Linked DNA regions of Homo sapiens: region 1 is linked to region 2. Evidence: chromatin loops called from intact Hi-C (ENCODE). Cell type or tissue: dorsolateral prefrontal cortex. All regions are shown on one strand. Region 1 overlaps MED27 (mediator complex subunit 27). Region 2 overlaps MED27 (mediator complex subunit 27).

Region 1 (8,000 bases), 110 kb after region 2:
TTTGAAATAACATTTATCAAGAAAGGGGAACAGCCTAGGGTCTGTTAAGTGGAATCCTTTATTTTTTGTTCAAGAAAAAGTGAGGTGATGCCTTGCAACATAAGGTATCCCAGGACTTTAATCGACATGTAGACTCCTAAGAGGCAAAGCCAGACTTTCATCTCACTCAGCTCTGCTGTGGTGTCACCAGAGAGCCGGTGGCTCTGAACCATAAGTGACAGAGAAGGACCAAGAGCAACAGATCCAGCATCACTGCCTCTCCTTGTGGTTATTGAGCTGATCTCTTGGAAAGTCTTTAGTGGCTTTTCAACTTGAAAAGAACAGATTTGAAATAAATAAATTGATCCATTAACCTGTTACAGGAAGGTTCCCACTGTGCTGAGTACCCCCAAATCATCTCTGATAAGGTTGACTAAGCCACACTCTAATAGATTTCAGAGTAGTATGTGGACCGTAAAATGACCATTAACCAGCTTGCTTTGTTCATGAGAGTCAGGCACTTAATGCCATGGCCTCGCGCTAGAAGCACATTCCACTGTGGTATGTTTCAACTCTGTGAAGTCATTGATCAGATGAAAATGACCAGTTAGCAAGTAAGTGTTTCCTGGGCTGTAGGCTTTATGAATAATGTGTTCGTCAGTTAAAATCAGCACTTTAAGCAATTGTTTAAACCTAACCATTTGGGAATGAGGGAGAGAGCTTCATGAATAATTTATTTTCAGAAGAAAAGATTAAGGGATCTGAACTTTTTCACCTTCCCAAACCTTTTTGACTTAAGTGAAACTACCTGCAAATGCTGTAAATCCAGATAAATAAAAGTCATAATGCATACACAATGTATGTAAGTTTATTGTACTTTCACTTTTAAAAAGCCTTTATTGAAAAGGTGTAGGCATGTAAATACAATGAGTTTAAAATAAGAACTGAGTATGGAATTGCTGGAAGGGTTGTGGGATTTTAGATGTAGCGTTGAACATGCATTAGCATAGTACCATGGGAAAGCTTAAAATATGGGTAATATGTCCTTGTATCGGAAAGGACTTCATCAAAGCAGACCAGTTTGATCCCTTGTGCTTAAACATTATGCCTTCCACTTTCTAAAACAGACCGCTGTCTTATAAGAATTGCACGTCCTTGGTTCAAGGTTTAAGTAAGAGAATTTAGGATGGGGGTTAGGTATCAATATCACCAATCCAAATTCTCCTTGCCGCCTTCTTTCTCTTGTTCTTATGTTATTGAAAATACCCAGTTTTGTATTTGTGGTCCTGTCTGATACTTGGCTAGAGTGATTTGTCTTAGTGGCTGAAATTTTCATTGACCATCTTGGCAGTGAAGGAGTTACTGAAGGCACAAAGGAGCCTGAATATTACTTCACAGGCATAATACCAACACTACCACCACCACCACCATCACTATCACCTCCAGCATCACCACCACCATCACCATCACTACTACCATCACCTCTACCATCACCTCCACCACCACCACCATCACCTCCACCACCAGCACCAGCACCACCACAATCGCTATCAACCACCACCATCACTGCTGGCAGCTGTTATTTATTGAGTGATTACTCTGTCAGACACTGTTCTAAGCACTTAACACTGATTACCTTATTTAATCCTAACAACCTTCTGAACTAGGTGCAACTACAATCTTCATTTTATGAATGAGGAAACTGATGCTCAGAGTGATTAATTACTTCCCCAGGTTCACTGGAGCCCATATTTTTAACCCTTTCAGCTTCTATACCACCTTCTCCACTCTCCTCACAATCAGATCAGTACTTACTCTGGGTGGGTAGTCAACATCATAGAAGGGCACACTCACTTATTCACTATTCATTTTTTAACCCCCGTAATAAATTGGAACGCAGTCAAGAACCAAGAAGTATGGAGAGGAGGCCTAACCGAAAGTGCTGTTATGGGTTTCCCATACTGTCAAAGACCCTCTCACAAAGCCCATTTTCTCCGGGTTGTCAGGGTAACGAATTTGGAAACATGCAGCGCACATACTAACAACAGCTAGGAGCCAATGCTTATATAACAAGAGAGGAGATGGACAGAACTATAAATATAAAGCACAGGAGCCGATGCTCATAACATTCACAAAAGTTAAGTTGTTTTCTCGTTAGGAATAAATGTAAGTATATCTTTGTTTTAAAAAGATACTCATAAAAATAGAAAAAATTAAGCGTAGGCATTCGAAGAGATAGGCATGAAGGATCTGAAACCTTTGCTAATGAGAAAGGGCACATTCTCCAGCAGTGGTGGACAAATGAGGGGAGGCTGGGGCACTGAGCCTGGCTCCTTACAGCTGTTAGTGTCATAAATACTTTTGCCATGATATAGGTGTCTCCCTTGTTCCCATCTTCTTCTGCTTGCTGCTTCTGGGGGCTTTAAAAATTTTCATGTTTAAGTTAGGGGGCCTGCCACTTTAAGCTAGTCACACTTGAAATATATCCCTTGAAATTATCTAAACTTAATTTCTGGCCATTTTGTTTCAGAAATGCTAACCTCAGGGGGTCTTTGTTCTCTACGCTAAAACTTAATCTGTTTGGAACAATTCCATTTCCTCTCTGTAGAAATTGACTGGCCATGGCTCCTGTGAATGATACGGTTGCTATTATCCCTGAACACTGTAAAAATGAACTTTGAAACAGTTGGGTAGGACCCAAACAGAAAATGATGTATGGCTTGGAAATAGTTTAGCTGAACATTATGCTTTAATATTTTACTGGCCATTGCAGCACAGGTTTAGAAATTTATGTTCGGCTTTTTAAAGTTTTATTTTTATATTAGAAACTTTCTTGCAAACCAAAATAGATGAATCAAGTGTATTTGAATCAATGCTGAAATGTCGTCCACATCTGTGGAATGAAAATCATTAGCCAGTTACTTAAAATTCAGATAAAATGAAACCATCTTACTATGAACTTCATCCAGCTTTCCTCTTCACTAAAGGAAAGAATGCCAAGAATATTTACAAAAATTTATTTAACAGGATTACTGTTTTATTCCAAAAGATTTAAAGAAAATACCAAAACAGATACTAATTGAGCATAAAATAGCACCCAGCCGGGATGGAGTTGAGTATGTCCAAGCATCCACTTTAAACACAAACTCATGATTTCTTGAATCTGTGTTTGAAAATAGATCAAGCTTTCTCAAAACCTAGTGGGATAATTTCGATTACATGTAAACTATGACCAGAATTTATTGCTGGAAAAGTAAGAGTGGATCAGAATATAATACTCCTATCACAAAAAAAAAAAAATCACACGCCAGGCACAATGGCTCACACCTGTAGTCCCAGCATTTTGGGAGGCTGAGGTGGGTGGATCACTTGAGCCCAGGAATTCAAGAGCAACCTGGACAACATGGTGAAACCCTGTCTCTACCAAAAAAATACAAAAATTAGCTGGGTGTGGTGGCACATGCCTGTAATGCCAGCTACTCAGGAGGCTGAAGTGGGAGGATGACTTGAGCCTGGAAGGCGGAGGTTGCAGTGAGTTGTGATTGTGCCTCTGCAGTCCAGCCTGGGTGACAGAGTCAGACCCCGTCTCAAAAATAAATACATAAATAACAGTGGAAACTTTTCTCCATGTGGCTGTAAGAGTATCTTAAATCTGCCTTTTGGAAGAGTTTATTGGTTCACAATGCTTATCAGTAGCCACATTTTAAATGTCTCTATCTCAGACTAGTGTATGGGGGAAAGAAAACATTCAGAAGGATCTGAGTTCCAGTCCCAGCTTTGCCTACCACTAGATAGAAGTCTTTAAACCAGTCAGCTAGCCTGTCCATCGAGTAACAAATTTAGACTAGCTATCCTCTCAGTTGTCTTCTGTCTCCAGGATTATATGATTCCTTTGGAGATTATCATTATAATTCTTAAATCTATCAACTTTTGGAATATATTTCCAAACATGGATTGATTCACTGAAGTGCCTTTCACTTCATGGAGAAAATAGCGCTAAGGGTGCACAGCACATATTGTCATCTTTCAGAGAGAGAGAGAGCAGAAGAAGGCTTTTTAGCTGTAGAGTGTTTAGGGCCCCTGTGGATATGGCCAGGCTGTGCTACCCTAAGTGGGAAGGGACTGTAGAAAGCAGCGCCTCCCCAGCATGAGGCTCCTTCGCTAGTTCACGAAAGCAGCGGTTCTGTCCTGTGCCCTGCTGCCTTCATCAGGCCTTGAAACACAGAGGCCAATGGTCAGCCATTATTTACAGTGGAAATCTGGAAAAACACTATTTCCCAGGGCTGTCAGCGGACCCTCAGAACCTTCATGAAGATGATGAAAAGTTTCCAAGTCCTGCTGATACTCATACTACAGCTAATCAAGTGTAAATGCTTTACGTTGTTTAACAACAGAAAACATGCTATACTGTTCTGAACTCAACAAAGAAAGAAACCTTTGAATTAAGGCTGAAAAATATCAGAGAGCATTTCAGGCAGGGAAAAAATCCTGTTCTGTGTTTGGGATGTGATTACCCAGAGCCGCCGCCCAGACAGCTTCAAGCTTCTGTCTCTGAAACAAGCAGCCATTGTGTTGCCTTCTTGCCTGCTGCGACATATGCCACGTGCGGGCCATTTTTACGGGCATGTGATGGGTTTCAGTGTCAAGACTGTTGCCCAGTGGGCAAAACCCTCACTTACTTTGGAGGGTTAAAAATGTTGATAAGCAAGAGCTCAGCCTCCTTGTTTTCGTACCCATTTAGATCAGCAGAGACCTCTCTAATGACACTCTTCTCCAGTTTCCCTGAGCTGTGGCAGGAATAATTCCACTCATAATGAGGCAGGTGTCCAGCTTTAACCCTGCATGCCTCTACAGGCGGTCATTTCTTCGACTCTCCTGGCAGCCTCTCCTCTGCTAGCATTCTTCCCATTGTTACGTTTTGCCTAATATTTAACCTCAGTGTTTCCTGCTGTCACTCTGTCTTATTATTCTCATCGACTGAGGATAATTGATCTGTCTTCACTCAGCAACTTCCATTTGCATGTTTTAGGAGTAGCTGTGTCATCTCATCTCTTATTTTGTGGTAGACACTCTCCCCTTGTTGTTAAGGCTTTGTATACCTGTGTTCAAAGGGATTACTGGCTGTATTCATCTTCTGTACATACGCTCCAATTTGTCATCCCTCATTATTATTCATGTTGGTACTACACGTGTTTTTACCAAAATGGAATGATTATCTCCCATTTTACATGTAATCCTTTATATTAACACAATTCTAAGCAGTTGACTTTAACGCTGTTGCATTGTTGACTCATTCACAGTGTGATTCACTACAGTCTCTGTCAAGACAAAGGTGAGATCTGAGTGAGAGAGACTCTTTGCTGGATCATTATGAGCCACGTCCCTAGCTCTTGAACTGTACCCACTCAAATATTTCTTGTGTGCACGAGCGCACACACACACCCCACTTCACAAGTCAGAGCGTCAAGCTACAGCCTTCATGGGGTAGGTGCATATGGTGATATTTGGAGCATTAAACGGAGTGATTGATACGACACAACTGAATCTGAGTTACAGCTGCATCTGTTAATTGTAACAGATCTCCTGTTTACAAGAGTGGGTGTCTGAAATTTAAGAATTCGAAGACCTGCATGCTTATATTCCTGGCTTCTATTTCTAAAGCCGTTGACATTTAAGTAAATAATTGTTTTTATCTGTTCTATTCTGAGATCCTCAAGTGAAAGACAGATGAGGTATGTGCCCTTTAATTACACATGCCCTCTGAGCATCCTACACAGCCACATTAGGGCAGCCTACTCAGCTACAGCAAATATTCATTTGTGAACTGTAGTGTTCCTGTAAATTTCCTTGATTACAAAATTTGTTTCCTGGGGTTCTTGTTAAAATACTCATCTTTAGTCCTCAGGCTTAGTTGCAATAGTTCCTTCTAGTTACAAGTTTCTTCAGAAATTTCTAGTAATGGGCCCCCCTAGATAGTGGCAAAGAACACGTATTTTATGCCAGAATGGTACTTGGAATTGTTCTGCTGTTATATACTGATAGATTTCACTGAAATCTATCAAGCATAATAGATTCCAGTTATTCCCAGAGGTTAAGAAATAGGGTATTCTGATTAATTTGAGTTTTCTGGAATAATTACCGTATGTACCATTCAAAGATGGACAGTCTTTATAACTGTATAATTGCTTCTTTGTGCATGTAGTAAGCTTTAGGAAATGTGTATCGAACTGACTAGAGCTGGAAGGACCCTTAGAGATTACCTTGTCTAAAGAAGAGGAAACCGAAGCCAGAGGGCTGGGTGATTTGCCCGCTGTGGCCCTCTGTACAAGGAGGAGGGCCAGGATGGAATCTAGACTTTTCCAGAGCGGCGCCAGGATTTTTTCAGCTGATTACACTGCCCTATATGCTTTGGGTTAAGGTGAGGTGGTGGAGAAAACTGTGGCAAAAGACCCAGTTACTTGGATTCTGGGTCAGAGTTCAATGTACTGAGTTATCTTCATCATATAACTGACCACTTAGTGCGGGTATACATGTGTGTTGTACAGGAAATGTGCCAGGCTCCTTCCATGCCTTACGCATTTAGTCTTCACAGCCACCTTATGAAAGAAGATACTGTTATTGTCCTCACTTCAAAATGAGAGTTGAAGCCCAGTAACTCACCTACTTCATAGAGCTGGGAATTGGACCAAGGCAGTTGGACGCCTGATTTCATGATCTAAACTACAGCACTGTCTTCCTGTTTTATTAATTGTTCCCATTCAACATGAAAAGAATTTTCTATCCAAAAATTGTTTTGAGGGAAATATCTTACTTCAGTAGTAATGTACAGGTTTAAATATGTCAAAAATGTTTTCTCTATTCAAACACATGTGAAACTCTTAATAGTCCAGACAGGCAAATAAAGAGCCAAAGGGCTTCACAGGATGAGGTTGTCCTGCTGAAATTCTGCTCAGCACGTGGAGTCTGCGTCTCCTCTCCAGCTATCTCTGAACACGTTCACGTCCATTTTCACCCAGGTCGTAGCTGTAAAGACCGGTCACAGGCTCAGATGGGAATGCAGCAATGATTATAAAACCAAGCTTGGTGCCTGAGTCTTTCAGGACTGTAGTTTCAACAGGCACAGGTGATACAGCAGCTGCTGAACCTCATCTGGTTTGGCACCACGGTGGGAGCTGATGGCCTCCCTAGCACTGACACAGCCTGCAGAGCAAAGCAACCTGAGTTCTCATCACCTGAGTCCCTAGGAGATCCTGTCTCTTGCCTTGTCTAACCAAGACTTATTAAAAACCACTTAATTTGGCCGGGTGCAGTGGCTCACGCCTGTAATCCCAACATTTTGGGAGGCTGAGGCAGGTGGATCACGAAGTCAGGAGTTCGAGACCAGCCTGACCAACATAGTGAAACCTTGTCTCTACTAAAAATACAAAAAAATTAGCCAGGCACGGTGGCGCACGCCTGTAATCCCAGCTACTCAAGAGGCTGAGGCAGGAGAATCGCTAGAACTCGGGAGGCGGAGGTGTGCAGTGAGCTGAGATCGCGCCATTGCACTCCAGCCTGGGCAACAGAGCAAGACTCCATCTCAAAAAAAAAAAAAACCCCACTGAATTTGACTCTCATCCTATTAATATTTGAGATTAGTGCTGAGAATTCAATGCATGTTCCGAGCATGTTTTAAAAAATCAACTTGAAGTATAACTTACATAAAATAAAATATACCAGTTTTATGTATTTTATGTTTATGAATGTACAGTTCAATGAGTTTTGACAAATATATGCATCTATGTAAATATCACCCCAAATAAGATAGGATAATCACCCCAGAAATTTCTTCATGCTCCACCCCAGTCATCTGCCCCCTCCCAGTCTGCACTCCAGGCAGACTCTGGTCTCCTCTCTGTCACTCTAGATTAAATGTGTCTTTTTTTTCTTTCTTTTTTTTTTTTTTTAAATAGAGACAGGGTCGTCTTGAATTCCTGGGCTCAAGCAATCCTCCCACCTTGACCTCCTAAAGTGCTAGGATT
Region 2 (8,000 bases):
ATTTTTAATTTACAACCCCTTTCGTGGTTTGCTTGCTTGTATTTTTGATGAAGTACAGTGAGGGCATTTCCATTTTCAGCCATTACTGAGAAAGCCAGTTGTGGTGCTTGGATGGGAGGCAATTTGGAGACCTTATGATGGAGGCCAGGGCTGGGGGTCATTTGGAAGGCCAAGGTGAGGTCATTGGGTGAACCAATGATAAGCTCTTTGAAGGCTGATTGTAGCAGTTTTATCCACATCATCTGTCACCTGGTGTGCCCTTCTAATGGGACTTGGTGGAAGTTTTTTGGAGTTGCCTGAGTCAGGCTAATTTGAGCTGCTGCACCTGATGTCAGGTGTTCTGTGGCGGCTGTCATTTTGGCAGCAGTGTGAAAACTGTCTGGGAAGAGGAGAGTCAATTCCACCAGCCTCTTAGGGTTATCCTACTTTGTGAGTTACGTATAACCGATTTCTACTTGTGTTTTCCTTCCCACCAGGCCCACCCCTGACTCATTCTTCTCTCCATATAGCTGCTACATGTTCAGGGAATACAGATTCCTTCAGAATATAATAGGAGAGAAAATCACTTAAATGCCCCTCACAATTTAATCATCATGACTTTAGGATTGAGCACCCTTCTGAATTGTCCTTTTATTGGCAAAGGTGTTCTTTCACCTAAATCTAACCTTCGTAGCACCCCATCACTCAAAATGAACTTGCTAGCGTAGTGAGTTTGGCTGTAGTATAGACTGCCCTGGTTAGCCTTGAACCCTACACCCTCCTCCTCCCTCCCCACCTGCAAACCCTGGATACCGTGGGAGCCATTGTGAAAAGAACAGCCAACCAGAGAAAACAATGAAATACAGCCAGTCTCCTGGACAGCAAGATACATGGCAGGATTCAGAAGTCAAGGAAGGTATAACAAAAATATAAAAACTTAGATGTAAGTTCTGGAGTCAAGACTACCTGAGTTCTGATCCAGCTCTGCTTATGCTTGAGCTCACAACCCTTGATACAAGGGAAAAAAATCTTTTTGAGTATCAGTTTCCTCATCTGTAGAATGGGGATAATACTAGTATTTGGATCATAGGGTTGAAGCGAAGATTGAGATAATGCACATCAAATGTCTTAGGGTAACTCACACATAGTAAGTGCTAAGTAAATGGTAGTTATAATGACCAGGCATCGTGATAGTACACATGTGTGTACTCATTTATGGAACGTGTGTTACTTGTACGCATGTGTACTCATGGAGTGCGTGTTACTCATATGCATGTGTACTTATTTATGGGGTGTGTGTTACGCAAGTGCCTGTGTGCTCGTTCACGGGGTGCGTGTTGCGCATACACGTGTGTGCTCATTTATGAGGCGTGCGTTACTTCTGTGCCTGTGTACTCATGGATTGCATGTTACTCATATGCCTCTGTACTCATTTATGGGGTGTGTGTTACTCATATGCTTGTGTGCTCATCCATGGGGCGCGTGTTATGCGTGTGTGTGTGTGTGCTTGTTCATGGGGTGTGTGTATGTGTGTACTCACTTATGGGGCGTGCATTACTCGTATGCATGTGTGCTCGTTCATGGACGTGTGTTACTCGTATGCATGTGTGCTCGTTCATGGACGTGCATTACTCGTATGCATATGTGCTTGTTCATGGACGCGTGTTACTCGTATACACGTGTGCTCATTCATGGGGCACGGGTTACTCATGCGTGTGTTCGTTCATGAGGTGTGGGTTACTTGTATGCATGTGCTCGTTCATGGGGCACAGGTTCATGGGATACGGGTTACTTGTGTGTTTGGTGTGCTCGTTCATGGGGTGTGTGTTACTCGCATGTGTGTGTGCTCATGGAGTGAGTGTTACTCGTACGTGTATGGACTTATTTGTGGGGTGTGTGTTACTCGTGTGTGTGCTCATTTATGAGGCACCTGTTATTCATGTGTGTGTGTGCTCGTTCATGGGGTGTGCGTTACTCGTGTGTGTGCTCATTTATGGGGTGCATGTTACACGTATGTGTGTGTGCTCATTCATGGGACGCCTGTTTCTCGTGTGTGTGCTCGTTCATCAAGTGGCAGTGTTGCTCGGTGGTTCAGAGCGTAGGCTCCAGAGCCTGACCACTCTGGCTCACATGCTGTGTTACCTGACAGCTGTGAGGCTAACCTCTCTGTGCTTCAGTGCTGTATTCTCTAAGATGGGAATGATAATTGTACCCACCTCAGAAAGGTGTTATGAGGACAAAATGAGGTGATACAAGTAAAGCACTTAAGCTAGCACAGAGTCAGTACTCTCCAGTGGCTGCTATTATTGTCTTAAGACGATGCTGAGGACAGGTTCCAGGCAGTGGTGGCCCATCTTCCAGTGGCTTCTGCTCCCTCACCAGGCCTCCCACACCTGACTTTGCTATTCTCCTGAAGTTCTTCACATTGGAGATTCTGTTGAATAATCAGCACCTTTTCCAGTGAGACAGCAATTCACACATTAATATGAATTAGTGTGTGGGGGGCAGTTCTTTCCTCACAGAACCTGGGGGTGGAGGTAAGGGACTGGGGGTTTGGTGGGGGGTGTGGGAGTCGAGGGGCAAAGGCAGGGCGAGGATCCTGGGGACAAACCACAGGAGTGGTGAGAGGACCATGGAGAGGAGGTGAGAAGGGCATATTCTGCCCCAGGCAGATATTTGTGCACACCAAAGGGGACTCTTCTCATCTTGGTACTCAGTAAGAGCTAGGAAATCAGATCTGTTTTATAGTCCTCTTACCTGGTGGGAAAAGTCTTGTGGGCCAGTCTGGGATTTTTAGCCTTTTTTTGAGACAGGGTCTTGCTGTGTTGCCCAGGCTGGAGTGCAGTGGCACAGTCATGGTTCACTGCAGCTTCAGCCTTATGGGCTCAAGAGGTCTTCCTGCATCAGCCCCCCAAGTAGCAGGGACTACAAGCATGCACACCCACGCCCAGCTAATTTTTAAATTTTTTGTAGAGATGGGGGTCTCACTATGTCGCCCAGGCTGGTTTCAAACTCCTAGGTTCAAGCCATCCTCCAGCCTTGGCCTCCCAAAGTGCTGGGATTACAGGCATGAGCCACCATGCTCGGCAAGCCCTGTTTCTTTAGGACAATATCTGAACACAAAGGCTAATTTAGAACTTTTGGATTCTCTCCAGGTTGTAAACTGGGTGCTTGTTATCAGCAGGGCTCTGGAGTCAGACTTTATAGGGTTTGAATCCTTATCCCCCTTTTCCCAGCTTTCTAATTTGGGACGAGTGGCAGAACGTGTCTTTGCCTCAGCCTCCTCCTCTGTTCAATGTGGATAACAGTAGCTTCCACCTTCCGGGGCTGTCGTGGGGACTAAGGCATTGAGCACATCTGAGGGACCTAGGCCGGTGCCCAGTGTGGCGTGCTTGCGGCGACTGTCCTTTATTCTTGCTCATTTTAATATGAACGGTGAAGCTGTGCCTGGCGGTGTGCAGTCAGGAGAACTCTGACAGAGCATTCTAGAGAGCACTGTTCAGTCTCGGCCTTCCACTGTCCTGCTATGTGGCCTCCTGCCAGTGGCTTTCCCCCACTGGGTTTCACCTTCCTCATCGGTAGGATGAAGGGTTGGGCTGGGTGATCTCTTCAGTCCCTTCCAGCTCTGCCCTGGAGAGGTTCATTGGAGTCATCATTGCATTTCTGTGGTCGTGGAAACAAAATTGTAATCCGAGGAATGGAGAGTATTTCCACCTCTTCAGCTCTAGTCCAGTAATGTTTCTGAAGTACACACAGCCTTTTTGTATGCTCCAGAGCATCTCAGAATATCCCAGAGTGGAGCAGCAGCCCCCAGGGACTTTAGTGGAAAATTACCTTGCAAAGGTTCTGCAGACAGCATTCGCCTCTTGTGACACACCACAGGTAAATATTACTGAAAATCAAGCCATGCCCCTATCATTCTAAACGGTTTCTATCCCAAGGCTTTGGCCCAATTCCATGTCTTTATGTTCTACTTATTAGTTGTGGTTTCTGAAAATAGTCACTTTATTGTTGCCTGGAATCAGGTTTGTGACTCCCTCATTCTTTTCTGTAAAAGAGCAGGAACTGTCTTTGGAAGCCTCACTGGCCGGCCCCAGGGAGGCTGCAGAGGCTGCTGGACGTGTGTCAACTTGCCGTCTGGGAGCCACTGGCCATGGGGACTCATGTTGATACCCTGCTTGACTCTCTTCCATCAGCCTTTTCTGGGATGATCAGGTTTGTGTGGTTTGTCCAGAGCCTTCTGTACATTGTAACCAGAGCCTATGAAGGGCATTTCCTCTTCTCTTCCAGGAATGTTGAATAGAAAGGAAATTGTCTCTGTCATTTGTCCTTATGCAAAATTGCACATTGGTGGTGGGAAGGAAGCATATCATTACATGTACAGAAGCCTCCCGTTTTCTTGTCTTCTCTCTTCATGGTGGTTTGGTTTGGGAGAAGGCCGCTGGGTTATTAGTGCTTCTCTCCCTTCTCTGGGCCATCTCATCTGTTCTGTGGCTTCACTTGCCAGCCACACACAATGACATCTAACTCCATCACCAGGCTGGCTCCCTCCCTCGACATCCAGACCCATGTATCAAAGGGCCCAGCTGGACAGCTGCCCTTGGAGACTCACAGGCCTCTCAGACTGAAGCAGTCCAGAACTGAAATCCTCACCCCCACCACCAACCTGCTTCTCGTGGTGGGATGCCTTAGCCAGCCACCTACCCAGATCCCTGGGTGTCATCCGTCGCTTCTGCCTGTCCCTCACACCCTCTGACAGATCTATTGATTTCCCCTCTTCACAGCCTCTCAGCTCTTCCCTCTCCATCTTGACTGGTACTGCCTCTCCCCGGGCCTCCATTATTGCTCAGGGCAATGCCGCAGCCTCCCCACTGGTTTCTGGCCTGTAGTCTACCCTTTCTAATCTATTTTCCACTCTGCAGCTCTCGAGGGATCTTTAAAATGTAGAGATCTGATTTTGTCACTCTTCGGTGATTTCCTCCCTCTCTCTCAGGATGAATTCCAGCTCCCTCGCTGGCACTTGGAGGCTTTCTAGTAATAGTACACGGGAGCCCGAGTCCTTTGGCCGGCTTACCTAGCCTCAGTTTCCTCATCTGTAAAATGCCACGAGTAGTCCTGCCTCTTAGGGTAGCAGTGAGGATGATGTGAATACTGCATGCGAGTGTGTGGCCCGGGGGAGTCTCTGTACATGACCTGTTGACCGTTAGCAGCCCCAGCACAGGCCCGTTGTTGTCGTCATGGTCTAGCACCACTTGTTCTTCTAGCTTGTTTCCTCCCCCCTTTTTGCGGGGGGAAGAAACCCTTTTTATTATGAAAACTTTTTATTATGGAAAATTTCAAATATGCACAAAAGTGAGAGAATAATGACCTAGCTTCAACTATTACGAACATTTTGGGCCGAGGTGGGCGGATCACGAGGTCAGGAGATGGAGACCATGCTGGCTAACACGGTGAAACCCCGTCTCTACTAAAAAATACAAAAAATTAGCCAAGCATAGTGGCGGGTGCCTATAGTCCCAGCTACTGGGGAGGCTGAGGCAGGAGAATGGCGTGAACCCGGGAGGCGGGGCTTGCAATGAGCCGAGATCACACCACTGCGCTCCAGCCTGGGCGACAGAGCAAGACTCCGTCTCAAAACAACAACAACAACAAAAAGAACATTTTGCTAAATTTGTTGCATGCTTGCTTGCTTTTTTGGTTGGGGGGCGAGGACTGGAGTCCATACGTGAAAATGGAGCCCAGACATCCTGCATTTTGTCTATGGAGACTTTAGTGCACAGCTTCCTCTCTCCCCACTTTCCCTGCTCTTCTTCTTTTTGCCACTTCTAGTCTACAGAAGTAATTGTCGTTCCCCAAGGGGCCATCATCTCTTTGTCTTGGGGCCTTTGCACTTGTTCTTCCTCCTCCTTTCTTTCTGTGGAAAACTCTTAGTCATTCAGGTCTCAGCTTAGTTGTTAAACATCTCTGGGAAGCAAGGCTTTGAGATGCATCCAAATTAGGTGCTCCCTGTGTTTACCCCATGATTGCCTTTACTTGTCTGTTTTCCCTGCAAGATGAAGGCTTGTCCTGTATTAGCCCTGAGACTTTGGGCCAGTTACCTGACACCTGCTGGACTGTGAAATGGGCATGGCGCTGATCTCACAGGGCTGTTCTAAGCATCTAACTGGAAACTGTATATCAAGTTTCTAGTTCAGCGTTGGACACACAGTGGCATTTAATAAATGGTAATTATTTGTATTAACGATTTCTAAGTGTGCAATAAAACAGTATTTGAATGGAGTGAAATTGGAGCCTCTGAGTCTCTTCCTCGGTCATTTTTAGATTGTGGTTTCTTTTCCTTCTGAATCTGCCTCTGTTTGCATCACCTTAACTTTTTCAGATTTTGGTTGTGGCTGTTGTCAGGTGCAGGAGCACTGAGAGGCAGGAGGCCTGGGAGTGAGTGCCAGGAGGCTTCTTCTCCAGTTCTTTGGCTGCTATGTGCTTTTATTTTTATTTTTATTATTTTTTTCATTTTCTTTCTGGCAGTAGAAGATTCCCAAACTATGCTCTGTGCTAATCTTAGGGATCCTCTGCGCTGGCTCAGGACTTCTGGCCTGTGTGCGGGAGGGGAGCTGGGGCATCTGTTTTGCCTCCTGCTCACTGCACTTTTCTTTGGCTTCTGGAACTTGCTCTCTGCATTTCCTTTGCCGCAGTCACTTACTTGTTTTGGGAGGCACCAGCTCACCACAGTTTCTTGGGCTTGGTGAGGCCTGTTGCTGGGGCCAGTCCCTGGCCAGGGTCTTGGCTCAGCTTCTGCTTTTCCTTGCTGACTTCTCCAGGTGAAGGGAACTCCCTAAGACCCTCACATCACACTGGGGACGGTTTGCTCATCTAGTACTTGCTGGCAAGTCAAGAACTTTGTTGTCTTTTTATCACGTTGCCAAACTTGTTTCAACCCTGGGAATTGGAGGCTGTTTCTGAAGTCTCCTCCAGCCTCATCTGTGGCTGCTCTGCGAGATGCACCCTGGGTCAGCTGCAAGGAGCCTGCAGAGGTCAGCTGTGCCCTGCTGCTCGCCATGCCTCCGCCTGGAATGCCTTGCACTTTTGCGAATGCATTCTTTCCTCCAGCCCTGATAAAGTGTCTCTTCGATGAAGACCAAGCAGAGCTTAGCTCAGCCGGCTTTGCCCCACAGCCTCTGGGCAGTCACGCTGACCACACTGCGGCTGCCTGCTCTATGGGTCTGGCCCCGTTCTCCAGGGTGGGGACTGGAGTCGTCTTGGCATGCCTGGCACTGAGTACAGAGCAGGCATGCAGTAATTGAGCACCACCTCTGCCATGTTTCCAAGCACACTCCAGGGACTGTACTTCCTTTGACTGTTAGGGGACCTTGGTGACCAGGTTGGGCATCACATCTCATTTGATAGAGAGTGACTTGTCCAAGGCCATGCTGCTAGCCCTCTAACGGGGACCAACAGTATTTGGCAGCTATAAAAGGGAATGTCAGCAGAATGTCCAGAAAAGCAGAGAGGTTTCTTCTACCATTGAGGCCCATTAAGGTACTGCCTTTTCCCCCGGGCGACACCCATCAGTGCAGCAGGACCAGTGGTCCGTCCATGAGACATACCAAAGGGAATCACTGGGGACAGGTGTGATCCACAGACAGCCATATGGGGCCCAGCCCGGGCATGGACATAGCTTAGAGGAATTGCCTTGACCTTTATGAGGAAGGCAGCTGCAGGCCTCTCAGATTCGGGAGTGGCAGGCACCCTTGTGTGCGTTAAGCTCTAGATACGGTAAGTTGGGATCTGAGCAACTCACTGGCATCTTTGCGGGGTGTCTCATGAAAGAGAAAGGTACTGCCCAGGAGCCCCTTACTGGGGTGGGAGGGGGCACAAAAGAATGACTGTGTCAAGACAGGCACCACCCCTGCACCTTTTTGTTTGTTTTAAACAGGAATCGTACTTGGTCACCCATTGGGTTCATAAGTTGAGATGCCCGCCGCTCTTCTCCTTTCCCTGTTTGCGTGTGTCTGTGTGTTTCA

Evidence for each region. A loop is a pair of places that touch in the nucleus more often than their neighbours do. Peaks named below come from ENCODE experiments on the same cell type or tissue, not always from the same donor. Only the 100,000 strongest peaks of a DNase experiment are listed, where the experiment ranks them.
Region 1: it touches region 2 in a loop (2.8-fold over the local background); 5 of 110 quality-filtered maps call a loop at or near these places.

The regions. Positions count from the first base shown.
Region 1 is chr9:131,957,823-131,965,822 of GRCh38, reverse strand. The region is part of intron 3 of MED27 (mediator complex subunit 27); the gene reads left to right. Among named protein-coding and RNA genes, the nearest start is that of MED27, 120 kb to the left of the region's middle. RefSeq lists an enhancer at 247-748. In dorsolateral prefrontal cortex, a CTCF peak has its summit at 4,408; DNase peaks (open chromatin) are centred at 4,135 and 4,552; H3K4me3 peaks cover 1,329 bases; H3K27ac peaks cover 4,079 bases.
Region 2 is chr9:132,065,342-132,073,341 of GRCh38, reverse strand. The region is part of intron 2 of MED27 (mediator complex subunit 27); the gene reads left to right. Among named protein-coding and RNA genes, the nearest start is that of MED27, 11 kb to the left of the region's middle. In dorsolateral prefrontal cortex, no CTCF peak of the experiment used is centred here; a DNase peak (open chromatin) is centred at 4,541; H3K4me3 peaks cover 1,038 bases; H3K27ac peaks cover 3,181 bases.